Linked DNA regions of Homo sapiens: all the other regions are linked to region 1. A link is a contact called in ENCODE Hi-C or POLR2A ChIA-PET data. All regions are on one chromosome and are shown on one strand. The core of a region is the stretch at or near the end of the contact, and the rest is flanking DNA. Distances in the headings are between cores, read along the strand shown.

Region 1 (2,713 bases), core at 62-2,561:
AGAAATTGGTACCACAGTCAAACAGATATTGTTACAAAAAGATCATTTTTCCCTTTTATTCTCCTATGGGCACATTTGTCTTTCTAAAAAGTCATTTGTTTTCCCTAAGTGCCATTTCTTCTCCATTTCTAAGTAGTCATTTGTTTTCCCAGAAGTGCCCCTCTGCCCCTCCCCTTCCCCTAATAGGGTAGCATATAAGCCCTGAATTCTAACCACCTCCTTGAGACTCCTTGAGTCTTTGTGAATTCCAGTGTGTACATATACAATTATAATCTGTTTTTTTTCTCGTCCTCATCTATCTTTTGCCAGTTTAGTTTGCACATCCCCAATCACCGCACCTAAGAGGGTAGAGGAAAAGTTTTTCCTCCCAGACAGTCCCTCTTGTGCCAAGTGCCTCCTGAGGATTGTGGCAGGTTGCCTGTAGGGTTAGGGTGGGGGTCCCATGGGTGTATCTGTGGACACAGTGGCTACATGGGGGCTCCCTGAATTCTTTCAGAGTAGGATGTGCTGATCTTGCCAGGCAACCAGTGCTCAACAGAAGCAGAGAGAGAGGGACTGTTGGCCACAGTGGCAGCCCCCACAGCTCAACCTCCTGGTACATTCCTTCCCTCCTCACATATTCAAGTCCTGGTACCACATAGCACTCACAATGCCACGGCGGGGGAAGGAAGCCTCAATAATGACTGAGACTGAATTTCCTACCAGCTAGGCAGGTGGGGATCAGAAGCAGAATAAATTTAATTCAGAAATATAAAAAATCCTATTCTTGCCTCTTTGCGTCAAGAGAAACATTCATTCCTTTTTCATTTTTCTTTTTGTTCATTGTTTAAGAAGTCACAAGAACTACAAACCTAAAAAAAAAAAAGTCTACTGGAGAAAAGCCTAACATTGAGAAAATTCTAGAAAATTCTATCCATTAACTTAATCCCATCCCCTAACCCTGGGGTTATGAAAATGTCACCATTTAAGAAAATTTTTAGCAGCTGAACACCTCAGTTAGTTCAGTGCTGTAGGAATGCAGTTAGAAAAACCATATTATCTCATGGGGTAAGGCTGCGCACAGGATGCTGACATTTAAAACCCAGTGTCCAGCATGACACAATGATGTTATTTATAGACCGAGAAGGATCTAGGACAAATGTGATGCATAGAAAGAAATAAAAAGAAGGAAGGAGCAAGCCATAGAAACCCGAGGTTGAATCGAGGAGGAAAACCCCCAGCAAAAAATCTGAGACACATCAAGCTTTTGTAGGGTTCATGTTTAGCAGGAAGTTGAAATGACTCACCGTATCCTGTTGTACTCGCCCTGTGATTCCATTTATCCCCTCCAAGGCTTTTAAAGCTCTGATTTGTGTAGGAAAATCACACAGCATGTCAAAGAATGACTACGCTCTGGTTTTACACATCCGTATTTTTAAACAGCACAAAATGGTTGTACTTCTCAATATCGAAATCTGACTGGGGCCTCTCCTGCTTGACCTTGCCCTGGAGGCTGCTGTCCTTCCATGGGTGGGTGCCCAGGCTGAGCTTGCACGGGCTCCTTCATGTCCCCCTTGGTCAACCTAGGTGAAGAGGGGAAGAATCCAGCTCCCACCATGCACCTTATTGACAGAAGCCTTCCTCAGATGAATATTCATGAGCAGCCTAAGTTTCTTTGGCTTTTCTGTTTACTAGTTTTATTAGCTCTTGAGAGGGGAGAGAGAGAGAGAGAGAGAGAGAGACTGGGGGAGACAGAGAAAGAAGCTGGGTGCGGTGGCTCATGCCTATAATCTCAGCACTTTGGGAGGCTGAGGCAGGAGGACTGCTTGAGCCCAGGAGTTCAAGACCAGCTGAGCAACATAGCAAGATCCCATCTCCATAAAAAAAGAAAAATAAAAATTGAAGAGAGAGAGAGAGAGAGAGAACTTTCCATAATTAATAGAGATAAGGTCAGCAAGATAACTCTTTTTTGCTCTTTTCCTAATTGCCCCTTCCTGGGGTGATTCCTTTCCTAAATGGGCCTCCTCTTAATCCTCAAGCTATTATGATATAAAAATTAAAGTGTGATATCCTGGCTCGCCCATTTCCTATTAATGGAATGACCTGTGGTAATCAATAGAGGAAATGCAGGAATGTTAACAGATGTGTGGTTCTGTTTGAGAGTCTCCAATTAAGTGATATGTCTTCAAGGTGGAAAGATGAGATCATTTTGAAATTAGTTTCTTTTTGGCTTTTTAAGTCTTTGGTTATTATCAATTGCATTAAAAAAACCAATTGGAAAGGAAAATCGATCGGTGCTGAATTCCTCCCCCACCTGAAGTCTTCATGCTTCCTCAGGTGATAGGATGCTAGAGAGGAAAATTTGGAATTAGCTTTTAAAAGGAAGAGAAATGACGGTGTAACCATCTGCCAAATACATGGAAACAACAACAACAAAAACCTCATCATTCACCTGGCCTGGCAAATAGGTTTGTGCATTTTTTTTCTTTTCTGTCCACCCTGTTGTTTGTCAGAGGTTGACCAAGAACTTGTCCAAGGGCCATTCCTGTGGTGTCATTGGTTAGAGACTTTTTAACAATTTCAAGTTCTGGTGAAATACTGTGAGTAAATAAAGAGAGAATTTTGCCTGAGTTTAAGGGGCTTTCCTGGGAGGTAATGTATTTTGTGGCCTAACACTTCATTACTTAGCCTGCAGATCTGGTTTCTTTTGAAAACAAACCCTAAGTCTGGAACT
Region 2 (2,713 bases), core at 155-2,654, 510 kb after region 1:
GCAAAGTTCCTGACCGCCACCTCAGTGAGTACTAATGTCCCCCTTCTGAGGGGTTCAGTGAAGAGATAGATAGGACAGATGCCATTATTTTCCATTGACACATAAGGAAACTGAGTCTCAAAGCTTCCCAAGGAGGAAAAGCCATAACCATTTGACCCATTTATTACTGTTTTCAACATTAATAAGAAAAGATGCTGTCTTTTGCTAAGCATAAGAATAGTTAGCTTCTTCATTTTAATTAAAAATGAAGTCAAATCCTGTTTTTGGTGACAACTTATACACAAAAATATAGTCCTTGTTGGAAAAATATTTATCATTTTCCTAATCCTTTACAATTTTCAAAGTCATCCCTTTTTTGTTACTTCAGTTGCTCAGCACTTGACCCAGGTGGCAGGTAGGGTCTTGTATTGAGAGCCCCATTTTTATGATTGAGGAAACCAAACCTCAGCAAGTAAATGATTTGCCCAAATCTCATAATAAGTGAAGAAAGCAGGACTTGAAGGCTGGATTTTTTGACAGCCAGTGCTCTTTTTTCTCCTGACTCATTAACTGGCCTGTGGATGCTGGAGATCTCTAATGGAATAGTCTTATTTGCAAACATGGAGTGACATTAACATCTTGCTTCAATTTAGCCACTTCTTTCTACACTTAATGCCATTATGCTGGTTCCTGACTCTATCATTTCTATATGGGTCAGTGCAACAGCCTCCTAACCAGCCTCCTTGCCTCTGCCCTCGCTGTCCTCCAATCCATGTTCCATGCTGCCATAGCCTGCAGCCAGAGTGACTTTTCTAAAGCAATCACCCCTGCACTCCCAAATACGTGTATATTTATAAATTATGTGCACGTACTCCTGCGACTATATTAAGTTTATGGGTAATAAATCTATTAGAAAATTTTAAAGGTTACATTTTAAACAATGTAGTTAAAGGATCTAATAGTTTCTTCTTATTACCTTACTTTAGAGAAAATTGTTCGGAAGCACAAATATGATTCTTCCCTTGCTAAAAATCAACACTGTCCTAAGATTAAAATGCAAACTGAATGTGGTTTATAAAGCTCTTCAAGATGCAACCCTATTTCTCAATTATAATTTCTTGTGATTCTCACTCTCAATTCCACTTTCCAATTTCTCGCTGTTCATCTCTCTGCAGCTTTTATCCCCCTGCTGTTGACTCTGTCTGAAAAACACTTCTCTTTCCTCTGCTTCCTTCTTCTTCTTCTTCCTCTTTTTGTCCAGTCAATACCTACTGGTCCCTCAGGTCTCAAATTAAGCCTAACTTCCCATGGAATGCCTCTGAGACAAGATCAGGTGCATCTCAGCACCCTTAGCAATACCTATCACGTTGAAAAGTCACTTTCATTTTCTCCTTACTTGTCTTCATTTCCCAGTGGACCATCAGCTCCTTGAGGGTAAAGCATGAGGTTTGTTGAGTGTTGCTCTCTAGTGCTGTCAAGTGCCAAGTATGTCAACAACTACAGGTATTTGTTAAATGAATCTGCAAATATCTGCTGGCAGCCCAAGAGTTTCTATTGAGTGGAAAATAGAGACTGTAACCAGCCCATCCATCATCCAGGCCTCATGGGGCATCATATTTTTGACACCCACGTTCTCTTTTACACTGTCTGCCAGGGAATCTTTCCCTTGTCTGGGAATAAAATATAGGACATTCCCCACAACTTTCTGTTCAGTCTTAGCAATAGAAAAGTCAAACAGTTCTTTGAAGTCTCAGTCATGTCTCAATTAATTTAGAAATGAATGATGTCCAGCCCAGTACATCAAGCAAAACTTCAATACTCAGGAAGGTACAGTGTCCCTATTTTCACCAGTCACACTGCCTTTCTTTGGGGAAGAGGATATGGTTGGCTTTTTTGCTTTCCTGGCTAATCTTGTGAGGGCCCTGGAGGTTTGCTGAAAATCACTAACATGAGGTAGATTGATTAATATGAGAAAAAGCATCCAAATTTATTTAATGTGTATATACAGGAGGCTTCAGAATGAAGACCCAACCCCACACTGAGGTTCAGAAGCTAATATACCATCCTGACAAAGCAGGCTATGGGAGGGAGAGAAGAAGGATTCTGCTGAGGGGTAATAAAAGATTACTAGGGAGAAGGAATGGGATAAGAGAGGAATAAGAGATTAACTTGTAAATAGCTCTCTGACAGTGAAAGTCTTGCTCTGGTATGGTTATATTTTTGGCCTTGGAAGCAGAAGAGAAAAACAATTGTTCTCCTTGGTGAGCATGGATCTTAGGCGGATAAAGGAACTTCAACTTCTTTGGAAGAAACAGTGGGAGAGGGAAACTGAGCCTTCTTCAGTTCAATATGTCAAAGCACCATTATTTTGGAGTTAGTTTTTGAGCCCCAACAATCTTCTACTCCATCCACCAGCTGGAGTGCAGTGGCGTCATCTCAGCTCACTGCAACCTCTGCCTCCCAGGTTCAAGCGATTCTCCTGCCTCAGCTTCCCAAGTAGCTGGGACTACAGGCGTGTGTCACCACTCCCAACTAATATTTGCATTTTTAGTAGAGACGGGGTTTCATTATGTTGGCCAGGCTGGTCTCAAACTCCTGACCTCAAGTACTCAAGTAATCCATGCACCTCGGCCTTCCAAAGTGCTGGGATTACAGGCGTGAGCCACCGCGTCTGGCCTCACCAGCTACTTTCTAACCTGACGGGTAAAATGGTTGGGTAGAAAGGGATGGAAAG
Region 3 (2,713 bases), core at 138-2,637, 490 kb before region 1:
AAGTTGGAATTCAGACCCCCCACCAATGTTTTAAATAACAACCTGGTGATAAAGAGGCAGAAGGTGGCAACCTAGGTGCACTTACGGAAGGTGCTGCAAAAAAACAATCCTGCTTCCACTGGGCAGGGGCACAGGACATCAAAGGCTCTTCACAACCCCTAGTACCTAAAACCAACTGAAATGCAGAAATCGCCTTCGAATTGATGGGGCCATAGGAGACCAAGGAAAGGAGCACTCAGGATCACAGGCAGGAAGATCTCCTAACACAGAGCCTCTTTATTAAAATTCACAGAAATGCTAAGACATGGCAATTGGAGTTGCCAACCCCACCCCCCACCCCCCCCGCCCCCCCCGCCCCCCACCCACATATAGAGATCGCTAGAGCTCTACAGGTGGAGGGATGTGGCTACTTTCAAAAAGAAAAAGAAGTGCTTTTCCTGACTCCAATGCCCAAAGGACCAACATGCAATGTCATATCATGGGATTAAGGATGGTGGATCTGAACAACAGCCGTACAGAGCTGAATAGCAAATGAAAAAAAACATTCTAAAAAACTAGGCCCATGGACAAGGAAAGGATTGATTGCTATTTCCTCCTCCCAAGGATAAATGACTGGAATCCTGTACATGAATGCCTTTTATTTTCAGAACGTGTTTCTCATATACCTGCTGTTAAATCACCCTACTTGAAACAACTTGTGGCTGCCTGATATGCCAAACCTGTTCCAGCAACACTTTGAGAGAAAAACGAAAGCACCAAATAAAAAATTGGGAGGGAATGTTGATTCTTCCCACAGATTAAGTGTAAACAAAAATGGGGTTGGGGGTGATGAAGGAAAATGAGAAAGGTACAACTTCAACTTTGTCTAAAATAACCTTTTCTTCCCTTTTAACAAAGTAACAGTAGTACTAATAATTTCCAATTGATTTAATTCCAAAAAAAAAAAGTAGTCTGTCAATATTCAAATAAAGTGAAGCCTGAGTAACATTCACAACTGGAAATAAGGGGCCAGGAAACATCTTGAGAGAAGAAACTTACTTACTGAACTTGTGAATGATGTTCCCTTGCCTAGGGTTTAAATTAAAAGCACTTCAAAGCAGCAAATTTCTTCAGACAGACATGCTTCCCAGGTTAGGGTAAACGGCCTGAAAATGCTTCTGCAAGGAGAGTTTTACTTCTTCCAAACTCCCATTAAATAATGTGTACTTATCTTTGATTACTGCCTATTTAAAAAAAAAAAAAGCTGCAGCTGAAATTGGATTAAGAACTTCTGCTGAAAACGATTTATTGCATAACACAACTCTGACAGGCTGAATCTCCGGCCACCAACTGAGCCTTTATAAAAATCTGCTGGGCAGCTGCCAAGTCAGCTCTTTTGCGTCTGAGCATGTCAGACATCCGCCGTCGTCAAGGCAGCAGCATGGCAGCAAGACGTCCGCACGCTCATGGTTAAAGGGTGCAGTCAGGGAACAGAGCAGCCAGAACCACGCAACACGGCATTAAAACCTCCTGCAGTGCTGGATCTGACGGTTCGCTTTTTCAATGTAATCAAAAAAGACCCAAGATCTACAGCAGGATTATCTTCCAGCATCTAACAGACACCTGGATTGTCAATGTACCTTCACTGATGGAGTGGTGGCGAGGAAATCAAATTACAAATAAATTATTGGCCAGTGTCTTCAAAAATCAAATCAAATAAATAGTTCAATATCACCAATGCCAGTGTGCAACTATATATGACTTCACTTTGGGAATTTATGTTACTAGAATTTCCTTGGGAATTTATGTTAATTTATTTACAAAGAAATTCTAATATTTGGATCTTTTAATCACTAATGCCTTTTTATGTTCATTATGATATACCCCCAAAAAATCCCCAAATGCCACATTCTAATCTGCACCGTCTAATACAGTAGCCACTAGTCACATGTAAGTACTTATAATTAACTCAATTAAAATTTAAAATTAAGGTCCTTGAGTCATGCTGGTCACATTTCAGTTACTCAATGGCCACAATCCGACCACCTGTCAATGGACAACACAGCTACAGAACGGTTCTGTCATCACAAGAAGTTCTTTTGGACAGCACTGACATATCTGCATTAAATTGGATAGGGTTTCAATTGACATTGCGTGTTACGTGATAGTGCATTTTACTACGTCCCTGAGAGTCTTATGTGCCTTATGTGTTACTCCATTTACCAAGAAAACTGTGGGAGATAAGAAATCTTTTACAAGAAAATTAGAGTCTAAAGCAGGCAAGAACTATTCAAAGTGCAGACATCCACTCATACAACTCTCCAGGTTGGAAGTGGTTCCAGTCCTGTGGGGCACATCTGGCCTCTAGGGGTTTTGCAGGAAACCCCTCTTGCAGGAAACATCCTGAAGATGAAGTAAAGTCTGTCTGCAAAGCCTTGAAGACACACTGCTTTCCTACACCTTCAAATCCTTTTCTAAGGAAATCACTACAAAATAAAGCCTCCGGGATTGAGGCCAGACAAAAACCAGTCCTATCCACCAGCCAGTCTCCAAGTACCCACAGGGTGGCCAAAACAGGCTTGATTTGATTCATGGTTGCCCCTTACTGACAGGGCTGGTTAGAATTACGGCCCTGTGGGTGATGGAAAGGAGTTAGTGCTGCTGTTTCTTCCACCAGGACCCAGGACACTGCTGGGGGATCATTTTATGAGATCAATCAATGCCTGACTGACTC
Region 4 (2,713 bases), core at 72-2,571, 420 kb before region 1:
GTCACTCATTGATAACTACCACTGATAGAGTGTGGGTAACCTTAACCTTTTTCTGTCACCCTTCCGTCCCAGACCTAAACTTTCCAAGTAAGAATTCAACTTCTGTGCAACACCAGAGTCCTCATGGTTACTGCATCCTGTAACACCTCTAAGAATCATACATAAAGGGGGGACTGCTTGCTCCCTTTCTCCACCCCTCCTCTCTGTCTCTCTCTCTCTCTCTCTCTCTCTCTCACACACACACACACACACACACACACACACACACACACAACATGAGGACACTGGGTCTTTGCAAACAGGTTCTACTGTCCAGTAAGTGGCTAAGAAATTTCATTCATAACTCGAAACAGATAGACTCCAAAATGAGCAATCTATAATTTTAAATGTTGTCATTAGTCTCCTGGCTGCAAGCGGTTAAAGAAGGCCTTGCAAGCTCATGAATTACGGGTACAGTTTATTACTCTGAATGAGCTCACAACAAGCACAGTATCTCAGGAAGATGGGAGGGGAAGGTTTCCAGGCCCAAAAGCTTACATGGAATGCAGCTTAAATGTCACTTATCCAATTGCAGGGGAATGATCCCTTCTACTCCCATGCCCTTCTCCGCTTCCCTCCTTGTACACATGTATTGTTATACACCTTTCCTTAAAATATACATCACACCAGGCTTTGCTCATTAGCCTTAGAGGTTTTTAAGTGTTTACAAGAGAAAAGGTCCTGTGGTCAAAGAATTAAAAACAGGACAGAACACCCATCCAACCTTCACTGCGGAAAATTTTTCCAACAGATTTCTGCCTATCCCAACCCCAAATGCAGGAGATAAAGAAGCACACCCTAAATCAGAGGTTTCTTCTTACAAACACTGGGCCAATGAGAAATCATATTTTGAGCATACATGGCATTCCATGTTGGTCACTCATAGAAGAATGGGGACATTATAACCTTTTGGAGGTTGGGAGGAAACAGGCAGTTCAAGAGATATGCAGAATCCCACATCCACAGGGCCTGAGATACCAACAACACTGGCCGGACAGGACCCCCATTTTCCTAAGGGACAGTGGGTAAAGTACGAGAAAGGATGAAGCAATCATCCTCAAAGCAACCAGGTCAAACTACCAGAAAAAAATGACTCACTGCTAAATATCTTATCTCTTTCACCCACACCCAAGCCCACCCCGCTGAAGTGAGGAAACAGAGGCTGCCTGAGTAGCTTCCGGCCAAATGAGGACCGCTCTGCGAACTGCCACTGAGAACCATCTGTGTGGCGCCCAAACTCTGGTGCAGTGGCTGGAGAAAGGGAACTGAGACACAAGCCACAGGTTTTGGCAGTCTTCTTATTTCCCCCTAACTGGCCTAACTGAGCAGGAAACCAGCAGTTCTCAACGCAGGCCAACTGAGGTTCCAAATCCAACTCTACCTTCTCCAAACTATAAATTCCTTCCTACAGAAAAAGGGATGGCATCTATTTCTGACACAAAGCACAGGAGTCCTGATGAAAAGCTGGGACTCAACAAATGTTTTGGTTCCCTCTGAAACTGCCCCACCACCTCAGTATGCAAGACCTTAACTCATGATCCCAGTCATCCCTTCCTCTACCAAACACACCTCTGTTGTACACACACCTAAAATTTGAGAACCCAATGAAGATTACAAGCTACCTACTGATGCCCTCATCCTTACAAATTAGGTGGTGGCAGCAGGGACAAAAACTACACTCAACGTTCTTTACAAGACTTTGGTCCTTCTCAAAGGAGGCTCCAGAGAACCCTATGTCCAAGGGGTTGTATTCAAAATTAAGGCTCACGGGTCAGTGAAGTTTGACAAATGTCGGGTACAGATAGCCAGGTTTCTTTCCTTCAGATGTGTTCGTGTACACCATGATCCTCTTAGAACCCAAGCACCCCAAAATTATTTCACCACCAAAGCATCCTCTCTGCTCCACCCGCCCCCCACCCCCGCAAATAAAATCATTCTCAGAACACATTTAAGGATACCCAGCACTAACTTCTCTTGTTCTAGTTTGCTAGTGGATTGATTTGGGTCTTTACTGAGAGAAGGGAGTGTTTTTGTAAGTAATACATGTATAAATGTTCACTTTTAAAGATGTAAACTATACTGAGTATGGAGAGTAAAAATATGAAAGTTTATTTTCAGCAGCTCAGGGAAACTGGAAAAGGCAATTATCCTAATCCTCTGAGGTTTCAACCGTACAAATAACAGAAAGTTAACAAAACATAAGAAACTCAAGGAAATTTTTTCTTTTTTTTTTTTTTTGAGATGGAGTCTCACTCTGTTGCCCAGGCTGGAATGCAGTGGCATGATCTCAGCTCACTGCAACCTCTGCCTCCTGGGTTCAAGCAATTCTCCTGCCTCAGCCTCCCGGGTAGCTGGGACTAGAGGCATGCACCACCACACCCAGCTAATTTTTGTATTTTTCCTAGAGGCGGGGTTTCACCATGTTGGCCAGGCTGGTCTCCTGACCTCAGATAATCCATCCGCCTCTGCCTCCCAAAGTGCTGGGATTACAGGCGTGAACCACCGAGCCCGAAAAGATACCCATGGAATTCTGAGTTCTCACTGTAGCAATGAGTGCTCTTGGGAACCTTATCAGAACTGTCATTGCACTAACAACTGCTAATGAAAACTAGCAGTCATTTCTCGCGAAAATATTTTCTTCTCTTTCTAATTTGTTCTCTTTTACTATTTTGCA
Region 5 (2,713 bases), core at 144-2,643, 390 kb before region 1:
ATGCAGTTTTTTCTCAGGGCCCCAAGCAACACAAACACATCCTCAGGAGTGCAGGTAAAATATAAACCCTCTGGGGATCAGCATGCACACCACCCAAAAACCCCCTACTGCATATCTACAGAGGTGCACAGTAACAAAGCACTGGCAGACAGACAGGAAGCACTCCATAAGGTCCTCGGGAACGCAACCATTGAGTTCGCGCGTCACACCGGACTTCTGAAGACAGGACAGCCAAAAAATATCCTTCATAAGGAGTTAATGCCATGGCTTGAAACAGTCAACCAGAAAATTCACTAGAACCAGCTTACTCCATTCCCAGAGCATTCAGAGTCTGTCTACATGTTACTATAATTTGAAACCTGATTCTAAGAACATCCTTGTACCTAGGCCATTTCACAACTGATGCTCTTGCAGAAGGTATCGGTTCCCTCCTGGGCACCTACTGCTGTTTATAACCAGTTGGTTAGGCTTCAGGATCCTTTCCTGGTGGTTGCTGACATGCCTTTTGCTGCCCCTCAAGCAGATCTTTGAGCTATCTCTATGTAGATAAAAGGAAAGGCCTCACTCTGTCTTATGTCAGATACTGATAAGCCGCTTTAAGATTTTCTTTTTCATGGGAGTGGGAGAATAGTTTAGGAGAGTAAGAGAATAACACTCCAGGAAGCCCAGGGTCTCTTTGGACACTGTGTTCAGAGTTTCAGAGTGTTGAATTCACCATCTCTCCCCACAGCCAAAGAAGACAACTTAACTGTTTGCCATCCAGTAAGTTGCAATATGTCAGCATTAACCCAAACCCTCGATCACGCAGCTAGAAGCAATACTAATATACAGGTGGAAGAGAATGCCTACAATGAAAGGGGCACAGTTGTGCCTATTAGAGCACCTAATCTCCACTCAGGGACGCACGTGCACCCCACATTACAATGGAGAACACTGAGAATTTAAACCACGGCCTGGTGATCCTCCTGGACATGCAGCTAATAAGTGGCTGAGGGACAACCAGTGGTCAGCTGGCGCCCTGATTGTTATTACAGCAGTGCATTTTCTAGGAGGCAGGCCACTGGCGAGGTCTCCTGGGGTCATGAGATGACTCTGACATGAAATAACAAACACACACAATCAGATATGCGTCCACAAAGCTGTTTCTCACCCTGCCCCCAAAAAATGTTTAAACATTGAGAGTGTAGAACTTTCAAGCTACCAAAAGAAAATGTTTTGCCTTAAAATGACAAAAAAGCAGAAGAAACTTTGATGAAAGATTCCTAAAACTCAAAATATACTACAAACACCCTAGCCAGGAGAAACACGTTGAGCAACGGAAGTGCAACCAAGCGCTGCTAGGCTGACAACAATGACCATGAAACTGCTGTTTCCTTATGAGGCCCTGCAAATTAGTCCTTCCCCCAGCGGGAGAGGATATGGAGCTCACGGTTTGCTATTTTCCTTTTCATTACTACTATTCCAGGGTGCAGGTAAGAAAGAGAAAGAGAAGGAATTTGGGAAGACGTTAAGAAGTAAAACTCTAAACTATTACTTATGTTGTTTGCTCTCTGTTGGAAGATCATTGTAACTAATAGTTAAAATATACTTGGCAGAGACCGTGCTAAAAAGCTCTTTAAAAGAGGGGCCATACAAGGATCCCCAAACTCTGCTTAATCAGTACCAACACCACAGGAGATTCATCGGACACACTTGTCTTCCTGGGCTCCAGAGACTTCCTAAGGTAAAATGGGAAGACACAAATGTCTCCAGGAGAGCATATGTGACAGTTCTTTGAGAGAAAGCTGATCAGTATTGACCTTTAATTTGGAGACACTAAGCCTCGTGCCATCTCTTTTATGAATATGAGAGAGCACTTTGGGACCTTTTCCAGCTGGGAGGAAGGAAGCACAATTATTCACCCCCGTTGGCTAGGAGACCTGATGAGCTCCACTTTCAAAACCGTAACAGACCAGCCACCGCCCATGCCCTCCAGTTTCCATGAGGCAGAGACCCCTGAGTGGAGAAGGGGTCTGAATGTAAATGAGGGAGGGGCTGGGACAATCCCACACTATCCTGTGAATGACCATGATGCTGGTCCCAGATTCCTGCTTGCCCAGTCCAAAAGCAAGTGAACATGCTGCCCGGGCTCATCAGGTCCCTGGGGAAGAGGGTCACCTTACACTGTTAAGACAGCATTCACGGAGAGCCCTGCAGAATACTCCTTAATTGCCTGGAAAGTGACCTGTCCAATGGGGCTTTCCTGGCTTCTTGGCTGCCAGCCAAGAAGTAGCCTTAACTTCTGTACCCATGGGGAGAGATGAGGGCAAGTCCCAAAGCAGTATCACTTCACAAAATAAATCTCACAGAGCCAAATCTGGAATGTTACTGCACAGATATTTGAAATCCCAGCTGACAGTCCTATACCTATTTGGGGCTGGGAGGATGATTAAGGCTTTAAATCTCAATTACACTTATGGAACTCTAAATGACTGCGTGGTTTTTTTTTGTTTTTTTTTTTTTAATGCAAACCTAAGTTTGGGATGCAGAACTACAGAGACAAGAACTCAGCAAGCACCCCCACTTCCTCCAAAGAGTAGTCAAGTCCCACAGCACAGCCCGGAGCAGTAGCTGTTAAAAGACAAGGGCTGGGCTGGATCCGGCCAACATTACAAGGACAACCAACTGGTCTCATTCCTTAGTCTTGTGCTTTTAAAGGGCAGACGATGTGCCA

The links. A loop is a pair of places that touch in the nucleus more often than their neighbours do. ChIA-PET counts read pairs that join two places held with the same protein, here RNA polymerase II (POLR2A). Pooled maps may share reads with other maps.
Region 2: a map with no recorded cell type shows a loop between it and region 1 (5-fold over the local background). The contact joins two enhancer-like sites. A Hi-C loop is called at or near these places in 1 of 168 maps with a recorded cell type or tissue (A673), 3 of 37 single-sample maps with no recorded cell type and 6 of 50 pooled maps.
Region 3: a map with no recorded cell type shows a loop between it and region 1 (17-fold over the local background). The contact joins two enhancer-like sites. A Hi-C loop is called at or near these places in 2 of 37 single-sample maps with no recorded cell type and 3 of 50 pooled maps. POLR2A ChIA-PET finds 5 or more read pairs at or near these places in 1 of 52 experiments (T-cell).
Region 4: a pooled map shows a loop between it and region 1 (6-fold over the local background). The contact joins two enhancer-like sites. A Hi-C loop is called at or near these places in 1 of 168 maps with a recorded cell type or tissue (GM12878), 9 of 37 single-sample maps with no recorded cell type and 13 of 50 pooled maps. POLR2A ChIA-PET finds 5 or more read pairs at or near these places in 3 of 52 experiments (BJ, WTC11 and activated naive CD4-positive, alpha-beta T cell).
Region 5: a loop to region 1 is called in a pooled map, with 3 times the contacts of the local background. The contact joins two enhancer-like sites. A Hi-C loop is called at or near these places in 3 of 168 maps with a recorded cell type or tissue (CD4-positive, alpha-beta memory T cell, Right ventricle myocardium superior and gastrocnemius medialis), 1 of 37 single-sample maps with no recorded cell type and 6 of 50 pooled maps. POLR2A ChIA-PET finds 5 or more read pairs at or near these places in 2 of 52 experiments (activated CD4-positive, alpha-beta memory T cell and activated T-cell).

What each region holds. Positions count from the first base shown.
Region 1 is chr6:14,875,874-14,878,586 of GRCh38, reverse strand. It overlaps LOC105374945 (a long non-coding RNA gene), which reads left to right. Exons shown (of 5, transcript XR_007059473.1): 3 at 2,317-2,713. Among named protein-coding and RNA genes, the nearest start is that of JARID2-DT, 370 kb to the left of the region's middle. RefSeq lists enhancers at 1,412-1,601, 1,382-1,882, 2,665-2,713. Within about 2 kb of position 1,311, at least 13 of the 41 ENCODE cell types and tissues checked have a DNase peak (open chromatin) inside an H3K27ac peak, as active enhancers do; they include GM12878 and gastrocnemius medialis, where a contact is called at or near this core.
Region 2 is chr6:14,370,167-14,372,879 of GRCh38, reverse strand. No RefSeq gene overlaps it. Among named protein-coding and RNA genes, the nearest start is that of LINC01108, 86 kb to the right of the region's middle. Within about 2 kb of position 1,404, at least 2 of the 41 ENCODE cell types and tissues checked have a DNase peak (open chromatin) inside an H3K27ac peak, as active enhancers do.
Region 3 is chr6:15,364,150-15,366,862 of GRCh38, reverse strand. The region is part of intron 1 of JARID2 (jumonji and AT-rich interaction domain containing 2); the gene reads right to left. Among named protein-coding and RNA genes, the nearest start is that of JARID2-AS1, 120 kb to the right of the region's middle. Within about 2 kb of position 1,387, at least 11 of the 41 ENCODE cell types and tissues checked have a DNase peak (open chromatin) inside an H3K27ac peak, as active enhancers do.
Region 4 is chr6:15,298,244-15,300,956 of GRCh38, reverse strand. All of the region lies in intron 1 of JARID2 (jumonji and AT-rich interaction domain containing 2), which reads right to left. Among named protein-coding and RNA genes, the nearest start is that of JARID2-AS1, 51 kb to the right of the region's middle. Within about 2 kb of position 1,321, at least 10 of the 41 ENCODE cell types and tissues checked have a DNase peak (open chromatin) inside an H3K27ac peak, as active enhancers do; they include GM12878, where a contact is called at or near this core.
Region 5 is chr6:15,265,156-15,267,868 of GRCh38, reverse strand. The region is part of intron 1 of JARID2 (jumonji and AT-rich interaction domain containing 2); the gene reads right to left. Among named protein-coding and RNA genes, the nearest start is that of JARID2-AS1, 18 kb to the right of the region's middle. RefSeq lists enhancers at 1-502, 2,497-2,636, 2,642-2,713. Within about 2 kb of position 1,393, at least 16 of the 41 ENCODE cell types and tissues checked have a DNase peak (open chromatin) inside an H3K27ac peak, as active enhancers do; they include gastrocnemius medialis, where a contact is called at or near this core.